Regions from separate parts of the Homo sapiens genome. Here regions 1 and 2 are each linked to region 3. A link is a contact called in ENCODE Hi-C or POLR2A ChIA-PET data. All regions are on one chromosome and are shown on one strand. Each heading gives the region's core, a stretch centred on a gene start or an enhancer-like site at or near the end of the contact. The rest is flanking DNA. Distances are from core to core; before and after follow the strand shown.

Evidence for each region. Hi-C counts contacts between places; a loop is a spot of excess contacts on that map. ChIA-PET counts read pairs that join two places held with the same protein, here RNA polymerase II (POLR2A). Pooled maps may share reads with other maps.
Region 1: a pooled map shows a loop between it and region 3 (5-fold over the local background). The contact joins the promoter of TMEM39A here to the enhancer-like site in region 3. A Hi-C loop is called at or near these places in 9 of 50 pooled maps.
Region 2: a loop to region 3 is called in a pooled map, with 4 times the contacts of the local background. The contact joins the promoter of ADPRH here to the enhancer-like site in region 3. A Hi-C loop is called at or near these places in 1 of 168 maps with a recorded cell type or tissue (Right ventricle myocardium inferior) and 3 of 50 pooled maps. POLR2A ChIA-PET finds 5 or more read pairs at or near these places in 1 of 52 experiments (Panc1).

Annotation. Positions count from the first base shown.
Region 1 is chr3:119,461,919-119,465,062 of GRCh38, reverse strand. TMEM39A (transmembrane protein 39A) reads left to right here and starts at 1,448. Exons shown (of 9, transcript NM_018266.3): 1 at 1,448-1,727; 2 at 2,915-3,101. The coding sequence starts at 2,989. RefSeq lists enhancers at 1,198-1,257, 1,288-1,777.
Region 2 is chr3:119,578,121-119,581,361 of GRCh38, reverse strand. It overlaps ADPRH (ADP-ribosylarginine hydrolase), which reads right to left and starts at 1,870. Exons shown (of 5, transcript NM_001125.4): 1 at 1,511-1,870; 2 at 726-811. RefSeq lists enhancers at 721-940, 1,881-1,980, 1,765-2,266 and a silencer at 1,561-1,700.
Region 3 is chr3:120,415,924-120,419,366 of GRCh38, reverse strand. It overlaps FSTL1 (follistatin like 1), which reads left to right. Exons shown (of 11, transcript NM_007085.5): 3 at 3,340-3,443. It overlaps LOC124900546 (a long non-coding RNA gene), which reads left to right. Exons shown (of 2, transcript XR_007096030.1): 2 at 1-2,130. It also overlaps the pseudogene BTNL12P. Among named protein-coding and RNA genes, the nearest start is that of MIR198, 22 kb to the right of the region's middle. RefSeq lists an enhancer at 2,096-2,265. Within about 2 kb of position 1,951, at least 11 of the 41 ENCODE cell types and tissues checked have a DNase peak (open chromatin) inside an H3K27ac peak, as active enhancers do.

The sequences.
Region 1 (3,144 bases), core at 199-2,698, 950 kb after region 3:
GACAGCTCTGTGGTACATTAGGACATTAGGAATATTTGGGAATATTAGCAACTTTACTGGTTTCGATATCAGTCATTCTGGCTCTAAATTCTGGTTCTGGCTCTTATTAGCCAGGCTATTTTCTTTTTTTTCTATTATTATTATTATTATTTTTGAGACAGGGTCTCTCTCTGTTGCCCAGGCTGGAGTGCAGTGGCACAATCTCGGCTCACTGCAAACTTGACCTCCAGGGCTCAAGTGATCCTCCCACCTCAGCCTCCCAAGTAGCTGGGACTACAGGTGTGAGCCACCATGCCCGATTTATTTTTTTACTTTTTTCATAGAGACAAGGTTCCACTATATTGCTCAGGGTGGTCTCAAACTCTTGGGCTCAAGTGATCCTCCTGCCTTGGCCTCCCAGTGTTGGAATTACAGTCATGAGCCACCCTGCCTGGCCAGGCAGGCTATTTTCAACAAGCTACTTAACTTCTCTTAACTTCAGTTTCTTCTGTAAAATAATAACCATAGTAGAAGCTATCAAAATGTGAGATTTAAATGAAATGTGTAAAGCTACTAATCCAGTGCCTGACACAACAAAATTCTTAATAAAGGTTAATCATTCAATCAATACAAACAACTTTCTATTAAGGAGATTAAAATCTCTGGAGTGAAAGATTACACAAATGCTCCTTTTGACACTCTTATCTTCTTCTAATACCAAACTATTGTCAATTCCTGAACTCAAGATGACGTTGCTCACAGATCTTTACCTTTTTATCTGCCACTTCTCCAGGAGGACTGCCATTCTCCCACAAAGCCCCTATGCCTTTGTGGAGTCTTGGCTGAAACCCCAAGCTCTCTGCAAAGCTTTTCTTGGTATTGACATCACCACCATCCCACAGAATTCGTTAGTGTTACATGCTATCTCTGGACCTTGGACACACTTTTAATATTGTAACAAATGGTAATTACTGTATTTTCTTAGTGTCGCCTCTCTTCCACTAGACTCTGAGCTTTTGTGGTATTCGCTTTGTAACCACAGCATCTGTCTAGTTCTTAGCAAACAATAAGCGCAGGGTTGGATGCTGACGCATGACTTCATGACTTGGGCTCCCTCACTTAGCAGTAACGTGACCCTAGGTGACACCTCCTAATCTACACTCATCTGTAAAATGGCGGTGATAACTTGTACATGGTTACTACATGGAGTCCAAGAGACAGCAAGAAGGATCAGTAGCATGGTGCCCGCACCTAGCAGCCGCTAGCTGACTGAGGCCGAAAGAGGAAATGCTTTGGCCAACACTGGCCGGAAGGGGCGGGACCGCGAGTTAAGAGGAGAAGGCGCGCCCCACTGCGCAGGTGCAAATGGTAGGGGTTGTCGTGCCGGCTGATTCCGGGGACGCACTCGCGGCTGGGGCAGACCGCGGTCGCGTAGCTGACGTCATCGCCGTGCGCTGCCACGTCTGCTCAGCTCCGCGGTAATGGAGGCTAGGGATGGGTGCTGAAGTATCAGGCTCTGGCTCTAGCTTTAGCTCTGGCACTGGAACTGCGTCGGAGTCTGGGTCTGAGTCTGGCAGCCCGAAGCCTGGACACCTTTTCTTGATTCTCTAGGCGGGGGCTGCCTGCGTCCAAGCAGCTGGTTTGCAGCGTTCCAACGCTGGGAGGGAGTTCCCTTACCTGGGGTCCAGTCTGTAAAGTTGTCGCCGCTTTCTAGGGACCCCGCCCCACCGGCTGGGACTCTTCCATGCGTGAGTATTACTGAGCTGCCCCAAGGTCCGGCTGTCCTGGACCTGCCTCGGCCCTCTTGGGTGTGCGGCGGAGACTGCTTTGTCTACCTTTCTGCCGACTTCTCTTAGGGACCAGTCTGTTGAAGTTTGTGGTCTCCTGCAGTCCACCACACCGCATACTCTCACCTCTTCCGTCCCAGTTTTTTCCCTGCACTTTTCTTTCCCTTTGCTTGTTAATGGAGCAAGGACCAGCAGCCCCTGCATCCAGCGGTTTGAATGCTTTGTTTGACTTGGGGTTAGTTTACAGCCGAAGGCTGTTAGGAATAGGGAGCATTTGAAAACACGGGTTTTTTCCAGTGTCATCCTTGGGTTTTAGTTGTATTGTTTAGGAAACATTGGTATCCATGTTGACAGAATCATGATTTTTGCCGTAGAATGATGAAAAGAGCTTTTTTTTTTTTTTCCAGTGAGGATCTTTATCTTTTACTTGCTTCTTAATCTTGCAGTTTCAGTAATTTCTGTATGATTTTACACCAGCTTTTCTGGAGCGGGCATCCCCTTGAAGAGTTTCTTTCAATATTTTAACCCTAACATATAGAGATACCACTCGAACAGTTTTACTTTTAAACTGTTAAAAGAACTACTGGTACCCTTTCATTCCACTTCCTCAGTCCTGACAACCTCTGCAGAACAGGGGACACTCCCCCCCCCCGCCCCCCCCCCTTGAAGAAACACACTCAGAAGAACACACTCAGAAGTTAACTTATCCGGATAAGGTCAGATAATATGTGACCATCTGAGCTCACAAGCCATATCCCTTGATAACAAAACCTAATGTTTTATAAAGTGCCAATTCTTCTATATTTCAAGTAGTTTAAGTGTGAAACATTGAGCTGGAAATGTATAAGGTGTGATGTTTCTTGTAAACTTCTATTTGATTATAATATCTTACAGATGATACAAATCAGTTGACAAAAGACACAAATCATCACTTGCCTAAAGCTGAACAGAGCTTAGATCAGAACTTAGGCTTTTGACCCATTAGAGTCTGAGTAGTCCTTTAATTCGAATAACGTAAGTAGTAGACACTGGGAACATTCGTTTGAAAATCTTATTTTGTAAGGCCTGCTTACTCAGTGTTTGTCGTTGTTTTGTTGCCTACTTTAAAAATAGTCTACTGATGTTTAAATGTTTTTGTTGTCGTTCAGAGTTGAAACTGGTTGACAACCATTAACCTGGGTTGCAACTACAGGTGGCACTGGAAGCAGACTGGTTCCTGGACATGCCCGGTGGAAGGAGGGGCCCTAGTCGGCAACAGCTAAGCCGTTCAGCTTTACCTTCTTTGCAGACTTTGGTTGGTGGAGGCTGTGGCAATGGAACAGGCTTGAGAAACAGGTAAAGAAAAAATAAGGCTATATATAATTTTAATGTCCTTTGA
Region 2 (3,241 bases), core at 621-3,120, 840 kb after region 3:
ACGCGGTGGCTCACGCCTGTAATCTCAGCACTTTGGGAGGCCGAGGTGGGTGGCTCATCTGAGGTCAGGAGATCGAGACCAGCCTGGCCAACAGGGTGAAACCCCATCTCTACTAAAAATACAAAAATTAGCCGGGTATGGTGGTGCATGCCTGTAGTCCCAGCTACTCAGGAGGCTGAGGCAGGAGAATCGCTTGAACCCAGGAGGCAGAGGTTGCAGTGAGCCGAGATTGTGCCACTGCACTCCAGCCTGGGCGACAGACCAAGACTCTGTCTCAAAAAAAAAAAAAAAAAAAAAGTTCTTAGAGTGCTTGGCACATAGTAAGCTTGATTTTTGACATATTTGTATTATTCATATACAACCAGGGAAAATGGGTGTTCTGTTTTAGAACTAGAACATTTTCTCCCCACAACCTTTCCTTCGACAGTAATGTTTAAATATTGTTTCTCTTAGAAATGATCAGCTTCTAGAGAATTCGAATCTCTATTAATAATATACCCACCATGAATGAAATCCCTGGTAAAGCGCTGGCTTCCCTGTTGGTGCATTTCCTAAGAACCCCCCTCTTTCAGCCAATTCCTCAGGGTTCCCTTCTCCCTGTGGCTTTCAGGTCAAAGCCCTCCATCCCATCCAGGCCAATACTTTTATAAGGGTCTGGCAGACTAGCTCATTCTCCCCTCAGGTGAAACTTTTCCCTCCCCTCCACTTATCTAAACCCTATTTACCCAAGGTCTAGTTCAAGTCAGGAGGCTTCCAGAAGTGCTTCTGCAGCTGCACTGCTGTTGGCCATGGAATGCAGGCTGGAGAGCCCCTGGAGAAGGAGTAAACGACGAAGATGGATGCGTTCCACTACCCAGTTACTGGTAATGCTGAGTTTCTGAGCTCACAAAGGATATTTGTAAATGTTATTTACATAGTTTATTATTTACAGTGAAGCCTAGGCACTGAGATTCTGGGCTACTAGACCTGACAGACACCCGGGACAGCGGTTTGCCCATCTGTAAACTGGAGGGGGAAGTGGGGAGGTATAGGCTCTCGGAAGTTCCGTCCTGCGCTGCGATTTTCAGACACTAGGCCAAGACACTCTGCTTCTTGGCCTCGGAGGACTAACTTTAACCCCCCATACCCTCCCTCTCAATGTCCTCATTGTCCTTTCCGTAATTCCTTCTGGCTCCACCCTAATGTGTGCTTCTGTGAATTGCAAGCTGGGATGGGGGAAGAAGACCGGCATCTTTTTTCGGTTGTAAATTCCCTTTAACGTTCGCTTTCAGAACGCTGTAATTACTTAACTCCTCTGAACTTTCACGGGTCACATTCTCGTACCCGAACTATACATTCAGAACTAAGATCTGATCAGCTGCTTCCGGGCCATGCCCGGCTTTGGAAAGAAACGGGGCGGTTGACACGCTCCCACGATTTGCAAGACTGGGAATCCTCATGGTCGGCCACACTCGGAGAGCGCCAGGGGCGGGGGAGGGGAGCGCGGGGCCGAGGGCCGGGATCGCGATACCTGCTGTAGCCTGGACTGGAACGCGCGAGCGACGGGCGTGGCGCGGGCTCCCGGGGCCGGGGAAGAGGCCTTGGCTGCTGCGGGTGGACGAGGGCGCGGGTTGGGGCGGAGCCGGGTCACCGGGTTCCGGGACTGTCCCCAGATAAGCAGGGTGGCGGCGAGGGCCCCCGCACCTGCGCTTGGCCGCGCTGAGTGAGCTAATCTTGGAGCCTCCAAGGCGGCTTCCTGGCACCGCCGCGCCCTTCTGCACCCAAGCGAGAGTGGACGGGACCTCCGTCGCCCGCCCCAAATGCTCTGAAGAGCCCGGAGCCTGGTGCCCGGAATGTGGCGGCACCGGAAAGCCGGCTCTCGCCTGGCTGTGGTCAGTGACTCCCGTGTGGCCCCGGCTGACGCCTTCGCCCGTGCTCACGTCCGACTTTGTAGGACTGTAGTGGACCGGGTGTGCCCAGATGCTTGAAGAGCGTACTGAGTGTGCCGCCCTTGCCAGGGTTCTGGGCCCTCACGCATAAAGTGGGATAATAATATCTGCCTCTTAGAATGGTTGTTAAGGATTCAGTTAGTTAATTTTAACTAGTCATTTATTTGGCAGCAGCGTAGAATTCTTGTATCCTGATCGTAAATAAAAGCAAAGAAAAACGAAGAGTATTTTTGTCTAAATACATTAATCATGTCACTTTTAAAGCAAATCAGAATCACCATATGCAAATATTCTATATATTTCTCCAAAGTTTTAAATTTGCTATGCCTATTTTCTTGCTGTAATGACTAGCCTTGGTCTGAGAGCTTTTTAAAAAATTGATATATAATTTATATATAATGAAATGTCCTTACACCATAATCGAGATATGAAATATTTCCATCACTTTAAAACATTCTCTTGTGGCCTTCCCAGTGAATAACCATCTCCATCTCCAACTCTAGCCTAAGTGACTTTTGAGTGTTTACAAAAATCAAGTTCACCAATAAGGGAGGCAGAGATCACCTCCAACCCCCTACACCCTCTAGCTCTTAGTGAGCTAATCAGCTGCATCTAGAAGCCAAATTGACACTAGGCAGATTAACAAGAGAAAAGTATACAAATTTTATTAATTTTACATGTACATGGGGATGTTAAGAGACTGAATCCTGAAGAAAGTGTCCAAAGCAAGATGCTTTTATACTTTTTAGAAAAAGAGTGATAAATTTAAGAAGAAGTGACAGGACAAAGAAAATCCGGCTAGGGTGGTAAAAAATTTCTAGGGGAGCCCCTAGGAGATATATGGGGGGTGGGGTGTAAAACAGGTGGAAGATAATGGTTACTTTGCAAGAATGTTTACTCCAGTCCAAATGCCACCTCCAGTTCCAAATCTCTGGTGATGAGAGCTATTTTCTCGCTCTGGCGTGGAGAACATACCTCTCCTAGAGGAATCTTTATTGCTGGCTGCATGCAGGAAGAGACAGCTCAGCTCCTGTCAGGGAACCAGGCTCATTTGTCTTTCACACAGTATGCCAATCACTGAGGCGCACAAGTTTTGCAGTAGAGAAAGGGTGTATTCACAAGGCAGCCAAGACAGGAGACTGGAGAACAGGCCTCAAATGTGCCTTTCCAAAGATGGAATTTTAGGAGTGCTTATGGGATAGGGGAGGAAGGTGGTCCAAGGTTCAGAGAAAGATGAGGTAAGGAAAAGTGAGGCAATCGGTAATCTGAGCAAGCATAGTCAATCTTCATGGCTGTTCATAGAACACATGTTC
Region 3 (3,443 bases), core at 702-3,201:
TGGCACAAAGCCTATCTCTCTGGAGAAAATTTTCTTCATTGTTGATTTCTGCATCAAAGCATGCCTGTGAATGGGGATCACTGGGGAGGGCTATGAGGCTGCAGGTGAGACCTCCCCCACATTGGTAGATCCCCCTACCCATGTTTTTGGAGCAGCCACCCTATTCTTCCACCTCCTGCACCACTTCTTGTTCCGAGGACAGAGCTGGGTGGAGCTGCAGGAGCCAACACTGCGCTTCTGCATTGCAGTGCTGGGCTGTGCAAGACAGAGAGAGATTGCCACCTATTGACAGACGTGTCACCTGCAAAGAGGAATGATTGTGTAACTAGTGGCTCCCCCCTTCTCTGTGTGCTCTTCAAACGGGCCTTTTGTTTTTTCCATTCAGTGAGTCCTTCTGTTCTCTATTATCACTGCAGTGCAAGGGAGGACAGGGAAAAACGGGGACATGACAGCCCAAGGTGGTAGTGACAGCATCTCAGTGGGAAAGTTGTCTGAAAATAAATTGCCCACTGTAGTAATAGCCACTTTCAGTTGTGTGGCAGGCACTGTGCTGCCTGCAGTACATCCCGTTTAATCCTCACAACAACCCTCTAAGAATCAGTACTCCCAGTTTTCACGAGGAAGCTGAGGTTTAAAGAGAGCACCTGGCCCACGACCAGCAAGTAAGGAATAGAGGTGGGATGTGGGTAATTTAAACCTAAATCTCTGACGCACTCTTAACGCACATTCTCCCGACACTTGCTAATTATGCAACTCACACCCCCATCATAATTTCCTTACGTCATCTGGATATGAAAATAAATCAAATATAAACTGCTTTCCCTTTGGGCAGAATTCTAGCTCTGCCACTTTCTAGTTATTTAAGCCTCTGCTCTCTCACCTGTGAAATGGGGCTAGTAATGATGTCTAACTTAAGGAGTTATTGAAGAGCTTAAATCACATATAATAAAAATAGTAGGATGCCGGATATTTATAAATGGGAGTTTAGTTATCAGTGGTTGAAGATACGAGTTGGAATCCTAGCTCCTCTCATTTCTAGCTTTGGAAACTTGGGCAAGTTATCTGACCTTTCTGGTCTTCAATTTCCTCATCTATGGAATAGGGTTAATAATAATATACCTATTCTTGCAGGGTTTCCCTATAAGACAAAATCATGTGTATGAAAACATTTTGTAAATTGTACTATTCAAATATTAGTTGTTATAACTCAAAAGTTATCTGTTTCTTCAAATGGATTTTTGAGAACTATTCCTGAAAAATGACTTGGTTTAATTCAATCCGTTTTTAATACTTACTAAAAACAACAATGTAAGTTAAAAGGAGGTTCCATACATGCCACAGGCTTTTCTGCAAGTAGCTCTATAAGGCATTCCCATGAATAACAGGTTTCATATGCAGCTTGTTTTACAGTTGGTACTTCCACATGTATCTCACTGAATCTCCGCAGGGCAGGGTTGGCATTTACCCCTACTTTATAGATGAGGACATGTGAGCCTTAAAGAATGAAAATTACTAGTTAAGGACAGAGACTAGTGAGTGGAGGTTTGTGGGTGTTTGCCTGTGGAGCTGTGTGCGGGTGTCTTTGAGTGCAGGCATGTGTCTGAGCATGCTTTTTTATGCATTTGTGTGTCCATAACTCATGGGAACAACTCGTCAGCAAAAACCTTTTCCTCTTCCTTTTTCGTGTTGCCTTACATTGTCAGGCACAGTTTCCACAAGAGGGCCCTGCCTGGAGAATATCCTTGATTTTTATCTCCACTCTCTGTTTAGGAAAACAAAAGCTCTCCAATCCCCGCGGACTTCTGGGAATTACTTCCTCTTTCTTCCCCGCCTGCTAGCTTTCTTGAATTCGCCTTAGCAACATTCAAAAAAGAATTGGTTTATCAACAGCATGTGAACCAATGAAATGTGAGCTGAGAACGGCTTCTAGACCAATGGGAGCCCTGCATGACCAGCAAGCTGGCTTGGGACAGAAAATAATGACCTGGAGTTTGCAGAGCAGCCTCTGGGTGGCAGCAGACTAGCTGTATTGGATACAGCACCTCAGCTCGAAAGCCTCTTCTTTCTTTTTGCTTTTTTCCCCTAATCTTGAGTATAAAACATTCACCAACTATAAGAATTGTACTGTTACAAGACTTGTGGGTGTGAGTTCTCTGCATAATGTGGTAGACATGGCCTGGAGGGTGGACTGTCTGGTTCCATCCCTGCCTTACCCCAGCCAGCCCCATGACCCCATCGTGCCTCCTGCAGTCTTTGTTGGTTTTGTCACAGCATCTAGCCCAGTAGCCTTGAGTCTGGAGGTCTTTCGTGATTTTGCCTGCCCAGCCAGTCAGGATGAGAAGCTGGGGAAATCACATTCTCCTTCATGCAACCACCACTACCCCTGGGTTGAGTGGTGAATGAGGTGGGGCTGGCTTTCTGCCACCAGTGAATGGGAGGGAAGGGATGAGCCACCAACAGATCAGTGCCTGTCAATACCCCCACATTCTCAGGTGGCATACACTGAGACCATTCCCTGCCTTGTCAGTTCTGCTGCACACGTCTGAACAGGGGAATGCCTGACTAGCAAATGATTTGAGAATAGTTCTACTTTCAGGCAGCTTCGCCCTCTTAATCTTGAAGACAGTGGCAGACATGGGTAGGGGCTAAATGGGACCATAGCAAAAATAGCGAATCCACGTTTCCAATGGTTTAGCCATCCTTCTTTTGCCCTTTGAGATGATAATGCCTAGAACACCATTCAGTCAGGTTTGGGTCCTTCAGATAGTCATAGTTCTGTACAATGTTTCCATTTCTGCCTGACTTACTCCTCTCACCCTTTAAGAATCAGTTAAGACCTAGTATCTTCAGAAAGTATCCTTTGAAAAATTCTCACCCTCTTCCTCCCCTCCAGCTCCCTGGTGATCCTGTTCTTGCACTTCCTGTGTTGTTTTCCAAATGTCTCTTTCTTTGTGAGTTTCCTCTGAGAGTCATGGAGCTTCCTGAGGACAGGGTCTGTCCTTTGTATCTCCATCTCAGCGTAGTGTTGGCATAAAATTGGTGCTCAACAAGCATTTTTAGAAGAAAGGAAGCATGCAAGAAAGGAACTCTTGCTCTTTGAGAAACATATTAGGGACTCAGAAGTACCTGAACCTGGGCTGAAGCAGTATCTGGGAGTAGGGCACTAGCTGTTGGAGGCAACGTCTCCAACAGCTGTTTAAGACCCAACATCTAGCTGTTTAAGACCATGAGCCATGACTCCAGAGCAAAGCCCAAGCCTGAAAGATAATCTCATTATGGGCTCATTCCATAATGGGTTCATCTCAGTCACACGGTTTCCTTTATGATTGTATGTTTTAGGAAGAGCTAAGGAGCAAATCCAAGATCTGTGCCAATGTGTTTTGTGGAGCCGGCCGGGAATGTGCAGTCACAGAGAAAGGGGAACCCACCTGTCTCTGCATTGA